Linked DNA regions of Homo sapiens: regions 1, 2 and 4 are each linked to region 3. The links are chromatin contacts, found by Hi-C or POLR2A ChIA-PET in ENCODE. All regions are on one chromosome and are shown on one strand. The core of a region is the stretch at or near the end of the contact, and the rest is flanking DNA. Distances in the headings are between cores, read along the strand shown.

Evidence for each region. A loop is a pair of places that touch in the nucleus more often than their neighbours do. ChIA-PET counts read pairs that join two places held with the same protein, here RNA polymerase II (POLR2A). Pooled maps may share reads with other maps.
Region 1: a loop to region 3 is called in a map of CD8-positive, alpha-beta T cell, with 26 times the contacts of the local background. The contact joins the promoter of RNF126 here to the promoter of PTBP1 in region 3. A Hi-C loop is called at or near these places in 23 of 168 maps with a recorded cell type or tissue (CD14-positive monocyte, CD4-positive, alpha-beta T cell, CD4-positive, alpha-beta memory T cell and 15 more), 34 of 37 single-sample maps with no recorded cell type and 34 of 50 pooled maps. POLR2A ChIA-PET finds 5 or more read pairs at or near these places in 14 of 52 experiments (A673, CD4-positive, alpha-beta memory T cell, CD8-positive, alpha-beta T cell and 11 more).
Region 2: a loop to region 3 is called in a pooled map, with 17 times the contacts of the local background. The contact joins the enhancer-like site here to the promoter of PTBP1 in region 3. A Hi-C loop is called at or near these places in 8 of 50 pooled maps. POLR2A ChIA-PET finds 5 or more read pairs at or near these places in 4 of 52 experiments (A549, H1, activated B cell and 1 more).
Region 4: a loop to region 3 is called in a map of HCT116, with 28 times the contacts of the local background. The contact joins the promoter of TMEM259 here to the promoter of PTBP1 in region 3. A Hi-C loop is called at or near these places in 5 of 168 maps with a recorded cell type or tissue (CD4-positive, alpha-beta memory T cell, CD8-positive, alpha-beta T cell, HCT116 and 1 more), 26 of 37 single-sample maps with no recorded cell type and 23 of 50 pooled maps. POLR2A ChIA-PET finds 5 or more read pairs at or near these places in 9 of 52 experiments (BJ, GM10248, H1 and 5 more).

Annotation. Positions count from the first base shown.
Region 1 is chr19:661,890-666,540 of GRCh38, reverse strand. RNF126 (ring finger protein 126) reads left to right here and starts at 3,327. Exons shown (of 9, transcript NM_194460.3): 1 at 3,327-3,494. The coding sequence starts at 3,420. RefSeq lists silencers at 3,001-3,480, 3,971-4,260 and enhancers at 4,311-4,360, 4,651.
Region 2 is chr19:606,175-610,801 of GRCh38, reverse strand. HCN2 (hyperpolarization activated cyclic nucleotide gated potassium and sodium channel 2) reads right to left here. Exons shown (of 8, transcript NM_001194.4): 4 at 2,620-2,838; 5 at 397-543. LOC107987266 (a long non-coding RNA gene) reads left to right here. Exons shown (of 2, transcript XR_001753828.2): 2 at 1-862. Among named protein-coding and RNA genes, the nearest start is that of HCN2, 19 kb to the right of the region's middle. Within about 2 kb of position 1,666, at least 5 of the 41 ENCODE cell types and tissues checked have a DNase peak (open chromatin) inside an H3K27ac peak, as active enhancers do.
Region 3 is chr19:793,687-798,869 of GRCh38, reverse strand. It overlaps PTBP1 (polypyrimidine tract binding protein 1), which reads right to left and starts at 1,418. Exons shown (of 15, transcript NM_002819.5): 1 at 1,365-1,418. The coding sequence starts at 1,372. RefSeq lists enhancers at 1-579, 580-1,465, 1,672-2,011, 1,664-2,299 and silencers at 722-1,031, 1,102-1,281, 1,292-1,641, 1,405-1,759.
Region 4 is chr19:1,017,176-1,022,372 of GRCh38, reverse strand. TMEM259 (transmembrane protein 259) reads left to right here and starts at 1,250. Exons shown (of 11, transcript NM_001033026.2): 1 at 1,250-1,601. The coding sequence starts at 1,377. RNU6-2 (RNA, U6 small nuclear 2) reads right to left here and starts at 851; the gene lies at 745-851. RefSeq lists silencers at 1,059-1,168, 1,329-1,398, 1,429-1,488, 3,747-3,966 and an enhancer at 2,764-3,363.

The sequences.
Region 1 (4,651 bases), core at 2,078-4,577, 130 kb after region 3:
TTGGGAGGCTGAGCCAGGATAATCGCTTGATCCTAGGAGGCAGAATTTGCAGTGAGCCCAGATCATGCCACTGCACTCCAGCCTGGGCGGCAGAGGGAGACCCATCTCAAACAAAACAAAACAAAACAAAACAAAACAAAAAAGATGGGGTCTCCATCTGTGGCCCAGGCTGGAGTGCAGTGGTCCGATCTCAGCTCACTGCAACCTCTGCCTCCTGCTCAAGTGATCCTTCTGTCTCAGCCTCCTGAGTAGGTGGGATCACAGGTGCCCGCCACCACACCTGGCTAATTTTTGTATTTTTAGTAGAGACACGGTTTCACCATGTAGCCCAGGCTGGTCTTCAACTCCTGGACTCAAGTGATCCTCCTGCCTCAGCCTCTCAAGGTGCTGGGATTACAGGCATGAGCCACTGTCCCCGGCCTAATTCTATTTTTGTAGAGACAGGGTCTCACTATGTTGCTCAGGATGGTTTTGAACTCCTGGTCTCAGGCGTGAGCCACCTCGCCCTGCTTAGTTTGATACAAAATCCCTACGTTCCTTCTCATTCCCACTGTGTTTCCAGCACCTGCTTGAGCCCAGCACACAGTAGACACTCGGCAACTGTTGGTGCATTTGGGAATCTACTGAACACCTACTGGTGCGCTGGGTATTGGCCTCACATATGGGGAGACGCCATTAATAACCCACAGATGTGAGGATGGCTGTGGGGGATGGAAAGGGGGCTCTGAGAAGTGGGGTGCAGTGGTGGATGGGGCAGCCTCCTAAAAACCAGGGGAAAGGGCCGGGCGCGGTGGCTCACGCCTGTCATCCCAGCACTTTGGGACGCCGAGGTGGGCGGATCACCTGAGGTCAGGAGTTCGAGACCAGCCTGGCCAACATGGCGAAACCCCAGCTCTACTAAAAATACAAAAATTAGCCGGGCGTGGTGGCGCATGCCTGTGATCCCAGCTACTCGGGAGGCTGAGGCAGGAGAATCGCTTGACCCCTGGAGGCGGAGGTTGCAGTGAGCTGAGATCGCACCATTGCACTCCAGCCTGGGCAACAGAGTGAGACTCCATCTCAAAAAAAAAAAAAAAAAAAAAAAAAAGCAGGGGAAGGAGAGGGGACTTGGGGAAGGGCACAGCCTTGCAAGGCCCAGAGGTGGGAACCTGCTTAGCCCACCCAAGGGGGCCAGTGAGGCTGGGGAGGGGTCAGCGAGGGGCAGGTGACTCGGGGCAGGCAGCAGAGCACAGAGAGGGCTGAGGAGGTGCCAGCGGTCCTCATGTCTGCTCCGAGCCAACGGAAAACCGTCAGGTTCTGCCGCCTTCTCAGAGGTTAGGCCACTTGCCTAGGGACACACAGCCAGTTCGTGGTTTGGCGTCGTTTGAACCAGGCCTGCTGCTCCTCCTGCACTTGCGGAGCGTGAAGGCTGGTGCAGGGGCTGCGTCTGGCAAGCCTCGCCCCTCCCCAGCCTGGGGTTTTCCTGGATTCCCAGGGACGGGGCCCGTGCGCTCTCTGGTGGTCAGAGCAGGAATGACTGGATTCGCGCTGCTGCAAAGACGACTGGAAGGAGGCTGAAGCCCCTGTCCCCAACCTCTGGACATTCAAAACCCTAAATGCAGGCCGGGCGCGGTGGCTTACGCCTGTAATCCCAGCACTATGGCAGGCCGAGGCGGGCGGATCACCTGAGGTCAGGAGTTTGAGACCAGCCTGGCCAACATAGTGAAACCCCGTCTACTAAAAATACAAAAATTAGGCGGGCGTGGTGGTGCCCAGCCTGTAATCCCAGCAACTCGGGAGCCTGAGGCAGGAGAATCACTTGAACCCGGGAGGCGGAGGTTACAGTGAACCGAGATTGCGCCATTGCACTGCAGCCTGGGCAACAGAGCCAGACTCCATCTCTAAAAAACAAACAAACAAACAAAAAATCTAAATGCACAGGCTCCAACTCTTAATTCCTCAACAGTCTCGCTCCAATGCCTCATTTTGCAGGAAGTCCAACTCCAACCAAATCCTATTCATCCCTCAGCCCTGGTTCCAATGTCCTTACCCCTCGGAAGCCCTCTCTCTCTTTCCCCAGGCAGAGCCAGAGTCACCCTTGAGTTCCACGCTCCTGTCCAATCTCATGGGACTGGGGGTATCTGCGTGCATTCAGCATAGGGTCTGGTGTGCAGTAGTTGCTCAATGAGTGTTGAGTGAAGAAAGAAATACACGCATGAGGCCGGGCGCGGTGGCTCATGCCTGTAATCCCAGCACTTTGGGAGGCCGAGGCGGGCGGATCACGAGGTCAGGAGTTCAAGACCAGCCTGGCCAAATATAGTGAAACCCCGTTTCTACTAAAAATACAAAAATTAGCCGGTGTGGTGGCGGGTGCCTCTAGTCCTAGCTACTCGAGAGGCTGAGGCGGGAGAATCGCTTGAACCCTCGGCAGGCGGAGGTTGCAGTGAGCCGAGATCGGGCCATTGCACCCCAGCCTGGGTGACAGAGTGAGACTCCGTCTCAAAAAAAAAAAGAAAAAAGAAATGCATGCATGATTGGGCCAGAACTAACCTCAGAAATGATCCTGGCCTGTGCTGGGTGATGATACCGTTTCTACTGATTAAATTTGGAAGCAGGGGTTAGGTTTCCTGCCTTCTCCGCACCCGAGAGGCGCCTGGGCCGTCAGCCCGTGGAGCATCTTGGAAACAAGGCCACAACCCACAGACCTCAGCCTCTGTCTGACCCCACGGGTCCCAGTGAGGCCCAGACAGCGCCCTGAGCCCCGGGTCTGCCTGTATTCCGCAGCGCTGAGGGAATGCCTGCTGTGTGTCAGGCGCTGCTGCGGGTCCAAAAATCCCTTTGCTGCGCAGCTGACCTGACAGTGCATCGGGAGGGAATCAGTGCCACGGAGCAGGAGGGCAGCAGAGAAGACCTTGTAAGCTGACATTTGAGCAAAGACCTGGAAGAAAGCCACGCGGGCGTCGGGAGAGCGCTGCACCGGGCAGCGGGCGGGGGAGAGGGCGCCTGGCGAGCCCCAGGAACGGTGGGGACAGTGGGCTGAAGTACCGTGAGGGGAGACGGCGATGAGGTAGGGAAGCACTGAGGGACACGAAGGCCTGGGCAGCTTCGGGAGGGGAGGAGGGCCTCGGCCCCGCCCCGCGCACGCCCCGCTTCTCGTCTCTTCCGCCGCCTGCTTTGGCCCCGCCCCCGCCGGAAGCCCCGCCCCCGCTTGGAGCCCCGCCCAACGGCCGGGCCTAGTTTGTCTCTCAGCGGCCACCGTCGCCCGGGCCGCTGCCCGCCGAGTACGCAGCTTTCGCCGCTCCCGCGCCCCCGCTCCGCCCCGCGTGCCGTGCGTGCCGTGCGTGAGCGTGCGCGGGCGCGTCGGCCGGCGAGGGAGCAGCAAACGGCCGGCGGCGGGTGCCGCGCGGGGGGCGGGCGGCGCGGAGTAGGTGGCGGCGGCCATGGCCGAGGCGTCGCCGCATCCCGGACGGTACTTCTGCCACTGCTGCTCCGTGGAGATCGTCCCGCGCCTGCCGGTGAGGCCCGGGCCGGGGCGGCGGGCGGCAGGGTCTGCGCCGCAGGCCTGAGGCAAGGCCGGGGCCGGGGTGGGGGTCGCTTGCGCCCGCCTCTTGCGCGAGCTGACCACGACGGGAAAACTGAGGCTCGGGGCAGCGCCGGCCCAGGCTGAATCCGCGGGGAGCCCGGGCGGTGCGCGCGCGAACCCCGTCCTGTACATGCGGGAGACTGAGGCCCGGGCGGGAGGCAGGGCCTGGCCGGAGCGGCGCAGCGGGATCGCGGCCGGGTGACCCCACATCCGCGGCGTTCCCGACCCGAGAGGCCGCGAGGATCCCAGGTGGGATCCCTAAGCCCGGTGAGCCTGGTTTTGCAAACGGAGAAACTGAGGCCCGGCGAGCAGAGAGAGGGTATTGCCCGGTGGCGCGGCGCGGGGCAGGGGCTGGGCCTGGCGGGGCTCGGACCCCGAGAATAACGCCAGGGGACCCCCGCCGAGCGCGTGGTTGGGGGCGCCGGCGCCTCGCTGCAGGCTCGCCTCGTGGAGCCCTGGCCGCCGCCTTGGAGGCAGGCCCAGGCCCGGAACGCCCCAGGCACTGTCCCGGGGTCCGACCGCGGCCCGCCGGCGGGGCTTTGTGAGCAGAGCCTGCGTTCCTCCCCTCCCGGGGCTTGGCTGCGCAGCCCACCCTTCCTCCAGGTGTTTACAGCCGCCCCTCACCGAAGAGGACCCTGGGCCTGGGCGTGCCGAGTGCTACTTCCTGCTCGTTTAGGGCAGTGTTTCCCACGCGGACCTGATGTCACCTTGGGGGAGGTGGGAGCAGCGCTCGTTGAAGGTGCTATTTCCAGGCCCCTTTTCCAGGGTTTCGGAGTCAGTAGGTGTGGAATGCGCTCAGCAGTCTGCATTTCTAATATTATTTTTAGGAATGGGGTCTCCCTGTGTTGCCCAGGCTGGTCTTGAACTCCTGGGCTCAAGCGATTCTTCTGGCTCAGCCTCCCAAAACGCTGGGATTACAGGTGTGAGCCACCGTGCCCGGCGGTGGTCTGCATTTTTAACCCGTGTTGCCCTTCGCCAGGCTGACGTGCAAAGTGGTGATTTAGTCGAGCCACCCGTGCTTTATAGATGGGGAAACTGAGGCGCGTGGTGGCTCAGCGGGAAAGTGGCAGAGCCGGCTCAGTCGGGAGC
Region 2 (4,627 bases), core at 417-2,916, 190 kb after region 3:
GGGAAACTTGCCCAGGGTCACTCAGGCTACCGGAACAGAGCTGGGAGTTAAACCCGCTCCAATCAGCCTCAGTGCCCCCAGGACCTGGTGCTCAGCGGGGCCTCTGCGGCTCCTCCCTCCCCACCCCCTGCCCTGCTTCTGCCCCGCCCTGTCAGGCACAGACCCAGGCAGTTCTGCTAAGGGGGCAGCGGGAAGCAAGGCGGGGGTGGCGGGGGTCCTGGGGGTGCAGAGGCTCACGGGGCGGGGAGGGGAGGGTGTGTACGCAGGTCTAGCTCGAGTCCCTCCTGCTGCAGCCTAGGCACCTCGCCTCCCTCAGGGACCGGCTCCTGGGCTCCAGGAGAGGGAGGCCGGCCCTGTACCGGAGGCTGCCTCCCGCCCGCCCGGCGCCCGCCTCACCTCCCGCAGGGGCCCGTTGAGCTCGCCCAGGATGCTGTCCTCGTCAAACATCTTGCCCTGGTAACGGTGCTCATAGTAGTCGTGGATCTTCTGGCGGAAGTCAGCTGGCAGCTTGTGGAAGGACATGTACTGCTCCACCTGCTTGTACTGTGGGGAGGAGGCGAGGCTGGGTCAGACACCGCCCCCGGCCTGCAGCGGGCACAGGGGCACCTGCTTGTACTGTGGGGAGGCGAGGCTGGGTCAGACACCGCCCCCAGCCTGCAGCGGGCACACGGGCACCTGCTTGTGGGTCAGACAGCCCCCCGGCCTGTGGCGGGGAGATAGGCCTTCACACCTGCTTGTACTGTGGGGGGTCAGGGCTGGGTCAGACAAAGCCCCCGCCCACAGCGGGGAGACAGGCCTCCGCCACACACAGGGGCGGCCAGATTCAACAAGAGCAAATAAACATGCTTCTATTTAAATCAAAGTTGAATTCGTTTCAATGATAAATTCCATTTTTTTTTTCTGAGACACTGTCTCGCTCTGTGGCCCACGCTGGAGTGCAGTGGTGCAATCACAGCTCACTGCAGCCTCCGCCTATGGGCTCAAGCAATCCTCCCACCTCAGCCTCCTGAGTAGCAGGGACTGCAGGTGTGCGCCACCACGCCTGGCTGATTCTTTTATTTTTTGTGGAGATGAGGTCTCGCCATATTGCACAGGCTGGTCTTGAACTCCTGGGCTCAAGGGATCCTCCCACCTCGGCCTCCTGAGTAGTGGGGATTACAGGTGTGCACCACCCTGCCCTGCTAATTTTTTAATTTTTTGTAGCGATGAGGTCTCGCCGTGTTGCTCAGGCTGGTCTTAAACTCCTGACCTCAGGCGATCGGCCTGTCTCGGCCTCCCAGAGTGCCGGGATTACAGGCAGGAGCCACTGCACCAGGCCGGGTGCCCTGAACTTTATCTAGCAACCCTATCCCTGAGGAATGGGTGGGCACCTGACTCTACGAGGAGAGGCCCCAGGTACCCTGACACACAGGACCCCCTTCCCGGGGGCTCTGGCCCTTCCCTGATGATCTTTCCAGAAACCATCGGGTCAGCCCCTCCTGAGCAGGGAAGGGAGCGTGGGTGCTGGGCGGGGGTGCCAGGCCCTGCTGTCCCCAGGACGGTGCCCCCCGGCAGCTCCAGCCTCACTTCCGCCCCAGCCCCGCCCGGCCGCAGCTGCCCTGAGCTCAGCGGAACCCGTGACGGCGGGCGGGTGGTGGCACCAGCTTATGTTTGGGTGTGAGGCCCGTGGCTTCCGGACAGCAGGGCGCCTGGCACGGGGCCCAGCTGACCCAGCCAGCCACTGCTCGGGGCGCGGGAGAGGGGGGCACTTGGCTCCCAGCCAGGACCAGCCAGCCGCCTAACATGGGGAAACTGAGGCACAGAGTGGTGCATGAGGCCCAACTCCAGGGGCTGCCAATGGGGCCAATCCTAATCTCCCTCCACCCCTCCCAGCTCCCCCGTGTCCCCTCCACTGCCAAGCCTAGGATTAACCCAATGGACGCTGCAGGCCAGAGGCCGCATCTGAGCAGTGGGGCAGCCTTGCTCTCCCTGAAGCCTGGCCCTGACTGCCGGCCACCGGCGTGTCCTGAAGCAACCCCAGGCCTCTCAGACCCCGCCAGGCCCTTCCCTAACCCAGCCCCATCCTGAGCCGGCCTAGAGACCCCCAGGTGGGCCCAGCCTCCTGGCAATGCCCCTTCAGCCCGGGGGCTTCCCGATGTCCAAAGACTGACCCTGTCCTGCCCTGATCCCAACTCACCCCTTCCTGCCCAGCCTGCATCCCCTCCCCAGCCCCCGCCCCACGTCCATCTCCAGGCTCTGGACCTCCCTCCCTGTCACAGGGTCAGAGAACCTCTCACCACCGGCCGTTTCTCCTCCTAATCACAGCCACAGACCCCCAGGGTCCCCTGCTCCCCATCACGCGGTCTCTGCCCTGAGCGCGCCACTTGAAGCTGAGTGAAGGGCTGAGACTGCCTCTCCCCTCAGACCCCGGGGCCGGGCCCGCCCCTCCCCTCAGACCCCGGGACAAGGACTACCTCCGCCCTCAGACCCCAGGGCAAGGCCTCCCTCCAGCCTCAGACCCCAGGACCGGGCCTGCCTCCCTCCATCAGACCCCAGGGCCTGGCCTGACTCTCTCTCAGACCCCAGATCCAGGCCCGCCTCCCCCATCAGAACCCAGGCCGGGGCCCGCCTCCCTCAGACCTTCTCCTGGTACTGGCGCCGCGAGGAGTCCAGCGACTGGATGAGGGCAGTGGCGTGGCCGATGAACATGGCGTAGCAGGTGGCACCCACAATCATGCTGAGCATGGTCAGCCAGATGTCCGTCATGCTCTCGGGCGCCTGCCGGCCGTACCCGATGCACAGCATGTGGCTCATGGCCTTGAAGAGTGCGAAGGAGTACAGTTCACTCCACGAGTGGTTCTGCAAGGCCAGCAGGAGGGGCGGTGGTGGGCAGGTGCTCACGCCCCAGGAGCCCTCGGTCCTCAAGGGCCCAGCGCCCACCCTCTGCCAAGCACTGGAGGTGGTGAGCTCCCCATGTTCAGAGGTAACCAAGAGAAATGGAGACCCAGGTAGATGACATGGTTTGCACACTTGTCACAGTGAGTTGGCAGGAGGGCCAGGGCTGATTCTACCTGCCCGCTTCACTCCTGGGGAAACTGAGACCCCAAGGGCGAGAGTCTGGGTCCCGCCTTTTGCAGCCTCTGAGATCAGAGCATCTGTGAGGTCAAGAGGGGGCAAAAGTTCCAGGGAGCATCTGGGCCAGAGCAGAGGGGCAGGGCGGGCAGAGACACCAGGCCGGCCCAGGAGGTCCTGCCGCACCAAGTCCTCAGCTGACCCGGCCGGGAAAGGGGAGCCGCGGGGCTCTGTTCAGGAAATGGGACCGCATGTGCGGGTGGCAGCCAGACAATGGGCTGCCTCAGCCTGGGCAGCTGTGCCAGGCTCTGGGGAGGGGCACTGGCGGGTCTTCCCTCTGTAGCTCCTGACCCCATCAATGCCCACCTGCTCTGTGTCCAAACCAAACACATCCCAAGTCCCATATGTGGCTGGACGCTGGGGCACAGCACTCCCCAGGCAGGGACAAAGGCTCACTGGCCACTAACCTGACTGTAGCGGCCGAGGGCTCCCATAACTAACCCTTCTTAACAGTCAGCACATCTCAGCTAGGAAGCAAGGAGTATCTGGGACCTAACTTCATTTATTATTCCTTCTTTTTTGACGGAGTTTCGCTCTTGTCGCCCAGGCTGGAGTGCAGTGGCACGATCTTGGCTCACGGCAGCCTCCGCTCCCGGGTTCAAGCGATTCTCCTGCCTTGGCCTCTCAAGTAGCTGGGATTACAGGCATGCGCCACCACGCCAAGCTAGTTTTGTATTTTTAGTAGAGACGGGGTTTCTCCATGTTGGTCAGGCTGGTCTCAAACTCCTGACCTCAGGTGATCAGCCCCACCTCGGCCTCCCAAAGTGCTGGGATTACAGGCGTGAGCCACCGCGCCCGGCCTCTTCCTTTTGCTTTTACTTATTTTTATTTATTTTTTTTGAGACAAAGTCTGGCTCTGTTGCCCAGGCTGGAGTGCAATGGTGTGATCTCAGCTCGCTGCAACCTCTGCTCCCGGGTTCAAGCGATTCTCCTGCCTCAGCCTCTACAGTAGCTGGAATTACAGGTGCGCGCCACCACGCCTGGCTAATTTTTTATTTTTAGTAGAGACGGGGTTTCAGCATGTTGGTCAGGCTGGTCTCAAACTCCTGACCTCAGGTGATCCGCCTGCCTCAGCCTCCCAAAGTGCTGGGATTACAGGCATGAGCAGCCATGCCTGGCCCATTTATTATTTCTTTGGCATGGTGATACCACTTTCCCAATTCAGGGCCATGTTGTAAATTTTTCTTTAGTTGTTAGAGATCAGGTCTTGCTCTGTGACCCAGGCTGGAGTGCAGTGGTGCAATCATGGCTCACTGCAGCCTCAACTTCTGGGCTCAAGGGATCCAACCAGGCCGGGCGCGGTGGCTCACGCCTGTAATCCCAACACTTTGGGAGGCCGAGGCAGGCGGATCACCTGAGGTCAGGAGTTCGAGACCAGCCTGACCAACATGGCGAGACCCCGTCTCTACTAAAAGTACGAAAATTATCCAGGTGTGGTGGCGGGCGCCTGTAGTCCCAGCTACTCGGGAGGCTGAGGCGAGAGAATCCCTTGAACCCTGGGAGGTGGGGTTTGTGG
Region 3 (5,183 bases), core at 169-2,668:
CACAGCCTCAGTTACTGATCAACCCGAGCCCCGCCCGACCCGACTCTCCCTCCTCGGGACACCCCGGGGGGAAGGTGGATAGAAAGCCGGACTGTCCGAGGCCCTCCCTTCAGCCCCGGCCAGGTCCTGACCCAACAGTGAGCTCCCCACGGCTTCTCCCGGCCACTGCAACTCCCGGCGAGGCCCTAAGTGACTCGGAGCGTCCGTCGGAAGGGCAGCCTCCGGGCCTCCTGCCTCACTCCGGGAGGCGAGTGCGCGGCCCCCGAGCCCGCGGTGCTGGGTCCGAGAGCGGGGAGCCCTCGTCTCGCCGTCTGCAGGACCCACCTGCCCGCACGCATGCTAAGGGGTCCAGACCCACTCTAGGGCTGCGCCTCTTCTGACACCACAGACTGCACGGACCACGTTTAACAGACTTTTAAAAGTGACTGAACCCAAGAAAAACTTCTCAGGAAAACGGAAAGAATGCGAAACATCTCCAGCCTCTCCCGCTTCCTATTCCCAGGGAGGGCCTCGCGCAGGAAGCGCTCGGCGGGACACGGCCTTTCTGGAGGGGGCTCCCACCTCTCCCAAGGGAAGCCCGCCCAGCAAAGCCGCCCGGAAAGGCTGCCCCGGCCCGAGAGCCGGGAAGGCCCCTCCCCATGACGGCGCCCGCGGGGGTCCCTGGAGAGGCCCCTCCGGCCCCGGGGCGGAGGACAGACCCTCGGGGCGGCCGCTTCTCTCCCGAGATCACCGAAACCCCTTGGCCGCGGCCCGGGGCGCACGGGGGGCAGGGGTAGGGCGGGGAGCGCAGAGACTCGGGCCCGCGGCGAGGCCCCGGCGCCAGCTTTCCCTCCCGGCGGCCGCCCCAGCCCCGCCTGCGCTTCCGGGGCTGCGCCGGGGGCAGAGTCCGGGCGGCGGGAAAGGCGCGCGCCCCCGATGGCGGCCGCGCACGCGCGCTGGGGCCAACGGGGACGCGCGACGGGCTACGCAGGCGCACGAGGGGAGCGGACGGGAGGCGGGAAGGGCCATCCGGGCGCGCGAGGGCCGGACGGGAAGCGGGAAGGGCCGCGCGCCGCCGAGGCGGGGCAAAGGCGAAGTGCGGGGACGCGCGCGGAGGGGGAGGGGCGCGGGAGGCCGCGTGCGCTAGGGACGGGGCGCGCGGGGGCCGGAAGCGGGCCGGACGGGGGATGGGGACGCGGCCAGACCCCCGGGAAGCCCCTGACCCGCCCCGCACCCGCGCCCGCCACGCGGAGAGGAAGGGGAGAGCCCGCCGCCCCCTCCCGCCCGAGAGGGGGCGAGATCGGCCCCGGGGAGGCCGGCGCGGCGGCGGGGGCAGGGCTGCGGCGCGGGGAGGGCGGTGGGGCGCGGGGCGACGTGCGACTCACCCGTCCATGGCACACAGAGCAGACCCGCGGGGGACGGAGTGGAGGCGCCGGAATAGCAGGAACCGACCCAACGGCTCCGAGTTATAGACTCACAAAATGGCGGAGACGCCCGCACACGTCCCCCGCGCGCGCTGCCCATTGGCTCCCGCTGCAGCCAGGGGGCGGGGAGAGCCCCGCGGGCCCCCGCCAGCACCTCCCACTGGCCAGAAGGCCGCCCGGGGGCGGGACCCAGAGAAATCGCAGGCGCCTATTGGGGGAGGCGGTTATTCCTCAAGGCCGAAGGCGGAAACGGCTTGTGTAGTCGGGGGAGGGGGAGAAAATGGGATCACGTGACGGCGTCTGAGCCAGTCAGCTGGCGCGTGGCTTTGCGGGAGACGCCATCTTGAGAGTGGGTACGTGGCGAGTCAGGCGGCGGGAAGCGTGCTTTGCCCAGGCTGCCGCCATCTTGCAAGTGGGCAGGACCCGCCCGCCTGGGCCGTGAGGGCAAAGGGAGTCGCATCGCCATCTTGGAGTCGGGCAGGAAACCCTCAGGGCTCCATGTTGGTTGTGGGCACATGGCCAAAAAGTCCGATTCAAACTGAGCGCTCACATCTGGGTGATCGCGCGGGGAGGGAAAGGCCGCGTCGCGTCCCGGACACGCCAGGGCTGTTTCCACAGTGGCCACAGATACTGCGGGCGCGCCATGATCCGGGGTCACCCCCGACCGTTCTTTGTTCGCCCCGGAACAGCGAATCCCGACTGCGGAGATAGGGAAACTGAGGTCCGGGCCCCGCACAGTCCGCGGCCGGCTGCCTACAGCTGGGAAAACTGAGGCCTGGACCTTGTACAGTCCGCGGCCGCCCGCCTACAGCTGGGGAAACTGAGGCCTGGACCTTATACAGTAGGCGGCCGCCCGCCTACAGCTGGGGAAACTGAGGCCTGGACCTTGTACAGTCCGCGGCCTCTCACCTACAGCTGGGGAAACTGAGGCCTGGACCTTGTACAGTCCGCGGCCGCCCGCCTACAGGTGGGGAAACTGAGGCCTGGACCTTGCAGTCCTTGGCCGCCCGCCTACAGCTGGGGAAACTGAGGCCTGGACCTTGTACAGTCCGCGGCCTCTCACCTACAGCTGGGGAAACTGAGGCCTGGACCTTGTACAGTGGGCGGCCGCCCGCTTACAGCTGGGGAAACTGAGGCCTGGACTTTGCACAGTCCGCGGCCAACCGCCTAAAGCTGGGGAAGCTGAGGTCCGGGCCACACACAGTCCACGGCCATCCGCCTACAGCTGGGGAAACTGAGGCCAAAGCCACACACAGTCCACGGCCATCTGCCTACAGCGGGGGAAACTGAGGCCCAGGCCACACACAGTCCACGGCCATCCGCCTACAGCTGGAGAAACTGAGGCCCGGGCTCCATACAATCCAAGGCCGCCCGCCTACAGGTGGGGAAACTGAGGCCCAAGCCACCCGCCTACAGCTGGGGAAACTGAGGCCCGAGCCCCCTACAGTCCCTGGCCCACTGACCTACAGCTGGGGAAACTGTGGCCTGGAGCTCGTACAGTTCGAGGCTGCCAGCCTACGGCTGGGGAAACTGAGGGCCAGGCCCAGCAGGGTCACCAGGAGGGTCCCTCCCGGGCCACCATCCCAGCAGCAGAAAACACCCTAAACTAATGTTCCCAGGAGCGCTGATCACATGAAGAGTCTGACAGAGCTGTGAGGGTGCCTGACGGGGAGGCCAGGTCAGCGGGTTGGGAGCCATCCCAGAGTGAGGGGATGACCCCGGCCCTCCACACTGGGACCCTCACGGGAGGCTGCGGTTGGAAACCGGAGCAGTTCCCGGCCCGGAGTAGACACTGCTCCCTAAATAGAATTAGCGGGATTTAGTCCATGCTGAAAAGGGGGTTTTTCATTAACACCAACCTACGGAGGGAGAAGACATGACAATTCTCGTTTCCCCAAATCCAGGCGAGCCTAGCGCCCTGCTTCTCTGGCGTGTTTTATTCCAGCAGTGCTGCGTTTCAGGCCGGGGCCTGGCGTGGGCCCAGGAGCCTTGGAGCCCCGCCGGGCGTCTGGTGCCAGAGGATTCCAGCCCGGATTAGGGGTGGCCGCCGAGCTCCATGGAGGCATCGCACGGCAAGGTCCTTTGGCCCGAACCACCCGGTCAACGGAGACTCACCAAGAGCCATCTGCAGCCAGGGTCACTCATCAGGAATGTCCGGTGGATCTGGGAGAAGCCCAGTGTGTTACTGTGGATTTGCTCCCCTGGAGACCCCCATCCTCACACCACCAGAACCAGCCGCTTCTGTCTGTTCGCGGAGTGCCTGGGATGGGCCCCGCCCTGAAAGCAGACAGGCAGGGGCGGCCGGGGGTCTGAGTGGCAGCTGGCAGCAGTAGAGACCACCAGGTTCCAAGCACCAGTCTAACCCTTCGGAATCGTGTTAAAACCCACTTCTGATCGTGGCCCCGCCAGGCCTCCTGTCTTGCTCAAAGTATAAACCCAAGGCCATCCCTTACCCCGCAAGCCCCACATGACCAGCCACCTGTCCAGTACCTTTTTTTATTTTTATTTTTTTAAGACAGTGTCTGGCCGGGTGCAATGGCTCACACCTGTAATCCCAGCACTCTGGCAGGCCGAGGTGAGTGGATCACCTGAGGTCAGAGTTCGAGACCAGCCTGGCCAACATGGAGAAACCTCCTCTCCACCAAAAATACAAAAATTAGCCAGGCGTGGTGGTGCATGCCCTATAATCCCAGCTCCTTGGGAGGCTGAGGCAAGAGAATCACTTGAACCCGGGAGGCGGAGGTTGCAGTGAGCCGAGATTGCGCCATTGCACTCCAGCCTGGGCAACAGGAGTGAAACTCTGTCTCTAAAAAACAAAAACGAAAATAAACACCTGTCATCCCAGCACTTTGGAAGGCCGAGGCAGGCGGATCACAAGGTGAAGAGCCTGAGACTATCCTGGCCAACATGGTGAAAGCCCGTTTCCACTAAAAATACAAAAATTTGCCGGGCGTGGTGGTTTGCTCCTGTAATCCCAGCTACTCGGGAGACTGAGGCGGGAGAATCACTTGAACGCGGGAGGCGGAGGTTGCAGTGAGCCTAGATTACGCCACTGTACTCCAGCCTGGGCAACAGAGTGACACGCTATCTCAAAAAAAAAAGTAAAAATAAAAAATAAAATGTATGTCGCGGAATTTAGGGTCTACCTGCAGACTCCAGGATGATCTCATCTCAAGACACTTAATGGTACCTTCAAAGACTGGTGTTCCAAATGAAGCCTTGTTCACGGGTTCCAGGGTTTAGGATGTGGTTGTCTTTCTTTGGGGCCACCTCTCAGCCCCTCAGCCCCACCCACCACCTGAAGCTTAGAGGGCGATAGCAGGTACAAGCAGGCCGTTTGTTTTTGCAATGGCGGCCTGGTCCCAGGAACCCCCCCCACCGCCTCCACCTCACCCAGGTCACCTGAAACCAGTGTCCTTCCTGGGCTGGCCTGACAGTAACCATGGCTGAGGGCCCAGCAATTTACAGGTCAGCTGTCATATGCAGAACGCCAGCGCGGGAAGACGCCCAGGGGCTCCCGTGGGCACCTGATTTATTTAGCGAGCAGGGCCCAGCCTCTGTCTTTTCTCCTCTCCTGTCTCCCATCCCAGCCCGCAGGCCAGCTGCCTCCTTCATGAATGATTCAGGGTGAGCGAGGAACAGGCTCACCTTGCCTTTGTGCGAGAATCACGTTGGTTTGCTGGTTACCATTTTGAAAATGATACTCTGAGCCTGGCAGGAGAAACGGGGGGGGGAGTGAGGACATCTGAGGCCCTCAGAGCCACCGAATCTCATGCAGAG
Region 4 (5,197 bases), core at 1-2,500, 220 kb before region 3:
AATAGCCGGGTGTGGTGGCGGAAGCCTGCAATCCCAGCTATTCAGGAGGCTGAGGCAGAGAATTGCTTGAACCCAAGAGGCGGAGGTTGCAGTGAGCCGAGATCACGCCACTGCACTCCAGCCTGGGCGACAGAGTGAGACTGCGTCTCAAAAAAAAAAAACAACACAAAACTTTTTTTTGGCGGGCTTGGTGGGTCACACCTGTAATCCCAGCACTTTGGGAGGCCTAGGCGGGCAAATCACCTAAAGTTAGGAGTTCGAGACCAGCCTGACCAACATGGAGAAACCGTCTCTACTAAAAATATAAAATTAGCCTGGAGTGGTGGCGCATGCCTGTAATCCCAGCTACTTGGGAGGCTGAGGCAGGAGAATGGCTTGAACCCGGGAGGCGGGGGTTGCAGAGAGCCGAGATCGCGCTTCTGCGCTCCAGCCTGGGCGACAGAGCGAGAATCCATCTCAAACAAACAACCAAAAAACCCAAAAACCATAGTATCCTCTTGTGTACGCAGCCGGCACTCAGTAAGTGCCCCTGAAGAGCACTTATTTATTCATTGCTGCGCGAAGCTACGGGGGCAGGTGGCACAGCGCCACGCAGGAGTAGAGACTGCCAGATTGTTCTACCGCCAACCTTAGTGGCGCCACAGGAGATGGACACGGGAAGACTATGACGTTACTGGCCCTGTGACGTCATGGCAGGATCCGGGCAAGAGAAGCCAAACGAGGTGACGAGCTGTAGACTACAGCAAAAATATGGAACGCTTCACGAATTTGCGTGTCATCCTTGCGCAGGGGCCATGCTAATCTTCTCTGTATCGTTCCAATTTTAGTATATGTGCTGCCGAAGCGAGCACGACTCAAGGGTTACTGTCACACCTATTTTAAGCCCTTCAATCAAATCATCTTTTGGTTAGGATAACTTATGGTCGGTTTCATATTTAGCATAATTTCCTACAGTGGTATGTTGCAGAACAACTTTCGTGCTTACGCTTACTTTGATGTCTTCGATCACGTAAAATCCCATATCTTATCGTAATTTTACCGCCTTATACTGGCCTCATAGCCGCGGTGGATTGTGGGTGCCAATATGCAAAAGAGGTGGCCCAGATGCAGGCCCGCCCCCTGGAGCGGCCGAGGTAGGGGGTGAGGCCTCCGCGGGCGCCGCTGGCATCCCAGCGTTCTCTGCGGGCGCAGGGGGGCCGCTCTTGCCCGGCGTGGCGACTCGCTAGCGTCAGCAGCGCCGCAGCCGGACGAGAAAGCGGAAGATGGCGGCGGCGGCCGGGAGGCCGTGAGGAGAGCGGCGGCTGCGAGGGCGGCCGATGGCGGCCGGGAGGCGCCCTCGGACACTTGCGGGTCGTTAGGGCGCGACGCTGGGAGGCATGTCGGAGCACGTGGAGCCCGCAGCTCCGGGGCCCGGGCCCAACGGCGGCGGCGGCGGCCCGGCCCCCGCGCGCGGGCCTCGCACCCCCAATCTCAACCCCAACCCCCTCATCAACGTGCGCGACCGGCTCTTCCACGCGCTGTTCTTCAAGATGGCTGTCACCTATTCGCGGCTCTTCCCGCCCGCCTTCCGCCGTCTCTTCGAGTTCTTCGTGCTGCTCAAGGTGACCGCGGCCCCGACCCCCGACCCTTGACCCCAGCGGCTGTCCCGACCCCCAAGTCTGCTACCTCCGACCGCGACCCCTGGCCCCGCTGGGGACAGCGAGCGCCACCCTGCACCCTGAGGCCTATACCCGGCCCTACCGATTAGGGCTCTCCCTCGCGACCTCTGACCCTGGGATTGGCCAGGGACACCGTCTCGTGACCCCATCCCGCCCGGGGACGTCCACCCGGGAAGGCCGGATCCCGCTGCACTAGAAGCCGCTGTTCTCTACTCTGGAAACCTCACTGTCAGCTCCCTCCAGGGCCCATCCTGTCCCCGGCGACCGCCTTTCCCAGGTCCCCACCTACCCAGGCTTGGAGTCCGGTCCTGGCCTGCGAGGTAGCACCTCCCGCCCTTTGACCCCTGACTGTGCCGCCTGAGACCCTCAGTTCCGAGGCCTCTCTCCCCTCCCAATGTGCTGGCCCAGAACCCAGCCTGACGCAGGTCTCCCTCGGACCAACCCCTGTCCTGGAAGTCGACTCCCCACTCCCCTCTCTCCCTCCTTGTAGCCTTTCAGCTGCGTTCCCCGCTCCTGAGCCTCAGGGGAATGTGACTTAGCTGAGGTCACCTCGCTAGGGTTAGCGGCAAAGTCACCGGCAGCAGCGTACCACCCCATCCCCGGCCTCTTCCTCCGCTGGGTCCCCACTCCCTTCCTGCTTCAGGAGCTCAGGTTGTGGGTCTGTCGCCCGTGCCTCCCCTATGAGGCACCGGCCTCCGCGTCTTGGGCTCTGTCCCCCTCCCGCCCTCCTCAGATGGCAGAGGTCTCAGCCGTGCAGGACAGGCATCGGCCTGACTCCCTCTGAGAAGGAGTCTTGCTTGGGTGACAAGAGGGGCTCAGTAGCAGCTGCAGCCCCTCAGAAAACAAGCTGGCCGGGGTCCTGGGCCACCTGGCGAAATGGGGACGTGGCCGTTTTCGTTCTGCATCAGAACACCGCCGCGCCGGGGCTTGGGGGCTGCTGAAGTTGCGCCGTGAGCTTTTTGGATCTAGCCTGCAAAGAGGGGTCCGATGCTGGCGGGCCAGGCTGCGATCGTGGGCAAGTTCCCAGCCTGACACAGGTTGGTCAGGAGCTGGCTGCTTTTTTGGGCTCGGCAAGTGGAGCTGGACCTTGGCCGTCCTGCGGACCTGGGTGTGGGTCCCAGCCTGCTGCCACTTCACGGAAGGCCCCCCAGCCTCCAGATCCGTGCCTCCCCAGGCCAGAGCTCAGCCCATCATCCTTCCCACCTTCCTCCCTGCAGCCCCCCAGAGTGGCATGGTCGCCTCAGTAGGCACCTGAGCAGGGCTGTGAAGGGTTACGCAGGCAGGCGGCCTTTCCCGGCTCTGGGGTCCACAGACGGGGCCTGAAACTGTGGACGGAGGCTGGTCTGTGGACGTGGGTTTTCCTTCCATGGAGTAGCCTGGGAACAGGATGGAGCCACTGTGTCCTTAGGCTTGTGGAGGGTGTGTGCTGGGTGCCAGGCCAGGTTCCCCCGACGGAGCTCAGCCTCCTTGGGAGGTGCATCCCTGTCGCCTGGGCCCTGGTCCCACCATGTCCCGGTTTGGAAAGGGATCAAGCCTACCCGGCTCCATCTCCAGGCCAATACCACTCACAGGTGGTCAGATGGGGCTGGGCCAGAGCTGGAGTTCCCCGTCTTCTGTGTAGGGTGGAGACTCTTGGGAGGTTCTCAGTAACCCCAATCCCTCCTCTCTCAGCAGAGGGCTTTGGACTGTGAGATCTCTGGGTGGTGAATTTTTTTTTTTTTTTTTTTGAGATGGAGTCTTGCTCTGTCACCCAGGCTGGAGTGCAGTGGTTTGATCTCGGCTCACTGCAAACTCCACCTCCTGGGTTCAAGCAATTCTTCTGCCTCAGCCTGCGGAGTAGCTAGGATTACCGGTGCCCACCATCACAACCGGCTAATTTTTTTGTCTTTTTAGTAGAGACTGGGTTTTGCCATGTTGGCTAGGCTGGTCTCAAACTGCTGATTTCAGGTGATCTGCCCGCCTCGGCCTCCCAAAAGGCTGGGATTACAGGCGTGAGCCACCATGCCTGGCCTGGGTGGGGAAATCTGTTCTTTGTGAATTTTCCACCCGGTAATCTGGTGGCACAGAATCTGACCCTGCTGCCTTCACTTTTACTTATCTGCAAAGTGCAGGCTGGAACTGCCTGATTTCAGAGGCTGCCTTGAGTTCCAGAAGGCTCCTCTGCTTCCTGCCTGCCTGGCTTCCGGGGGTCTCCCTGCAGAGAGCCAGGTCCTCCCTGGTATGATCCCTTCAAGGTGGCTTCATCCTGTGGCATCTGTGCAGCTGAGCTCCCAGCCCTGAGCTGGCATGGAGTCCCCCAGCTCTCACCCATGCCTGGGTGGCTTTAGGAAATGCCAGGATCTCCCAGCTCTGAGCCAGCATGGAGCCCCCCGGTCCCTCATCCATGCCTGGGTGGCTTTAGGAAATGCCAGGCAGTGCCAGGTGCTGGGGAGAGAGGAGGCGGCAGGGGCCTGTGTTCCAGGGGCCCTCGGGAGACCTCCATCCAGCCTCAGTATCCACCTCTGCTGGCCTTCATGGCCCTGAGCCCAGTGTGGCAGAGACTGTCCATCTTGGGGCACTGGGTGCCTGCACCTGTGCGGTTGGGCTCTGGACCCAGGTGACCACCAAGTGGATGCCCACAGGGTGAAGGGGTCTCGACTCAGCACCCCTGGACATGGGCAGGGGCCCGCGCCTAGCCACAGGGAGTAATGGGGCTCCTCTTGTGGGGTCGTGACGATTAAAGACGGGGTATGTGAGACCCCAGGGGCCCTGCTCTGAATGGGGGACCTGTCACATTGAGGCCACTGTGAGGCTGCAGTGGAAGGAGAGGCCCCGGTGGCCTGGAGGCAGGAAGCACCCCGGGTGGACAAAGGGGAGCCCCAGGTAGTGTTTCCTGGCTGGGGCTGAGGGCTCTGTGTCCCACCTGGGAGGAGAGTGTGGCTCCGCGGGCTTGTGTGTCCGTCGGTCTGTGGGTCAGTCAAATACCCAGAGAGCGGGCAGGCTGCTCCTGGCACTCCAGGTCTGTGGGGAGACAGGAAAGGAAAGGCCCACCCAGTGGCCGAGTGTTGGGGTGCCCTGAGAGCCTCGGCCAGAACATCCAGGAAGCTTCCTGGAGGAGGCGGTGAGCACGGCCCCAGGCTGGGGGAGGTGCTCCTGTGGGTGCAGCCGTGTGTGGGCTGACCCGGAGGAAGGAAGGGTCATAGGGGTGGGGTGACTCCTGTGCTGGGTGGGCAGGGCCTCCTGGAGGTGAGCCACAGCCAGTGGGATGGGGTGGGGTGTCCAGGCAGCTGGAGAGCGTGTGGGAAGGCCGTGGGGCTGGAGCATGTGGGTGCCTGCTGGGGAGCCTGGGTCAGGGACAGGGTCATGGAGTGTAGGGGACTGGACCACCCAGGGCATGCGAGTGGCTGAGCCAGGTTGCGGGCAGAGGGTGGCCAGGGGCCCATGGGAGCATTTGCAGGTGAGCTCCCTGGGGAGGGTTACTGTGGGCGTGGACGAGGCTGCCTGGGCGTGTGGCTCAGGGCCGGGCCTGGTGAGGTGGCTGCTGCAGGGTGGCTGATGAC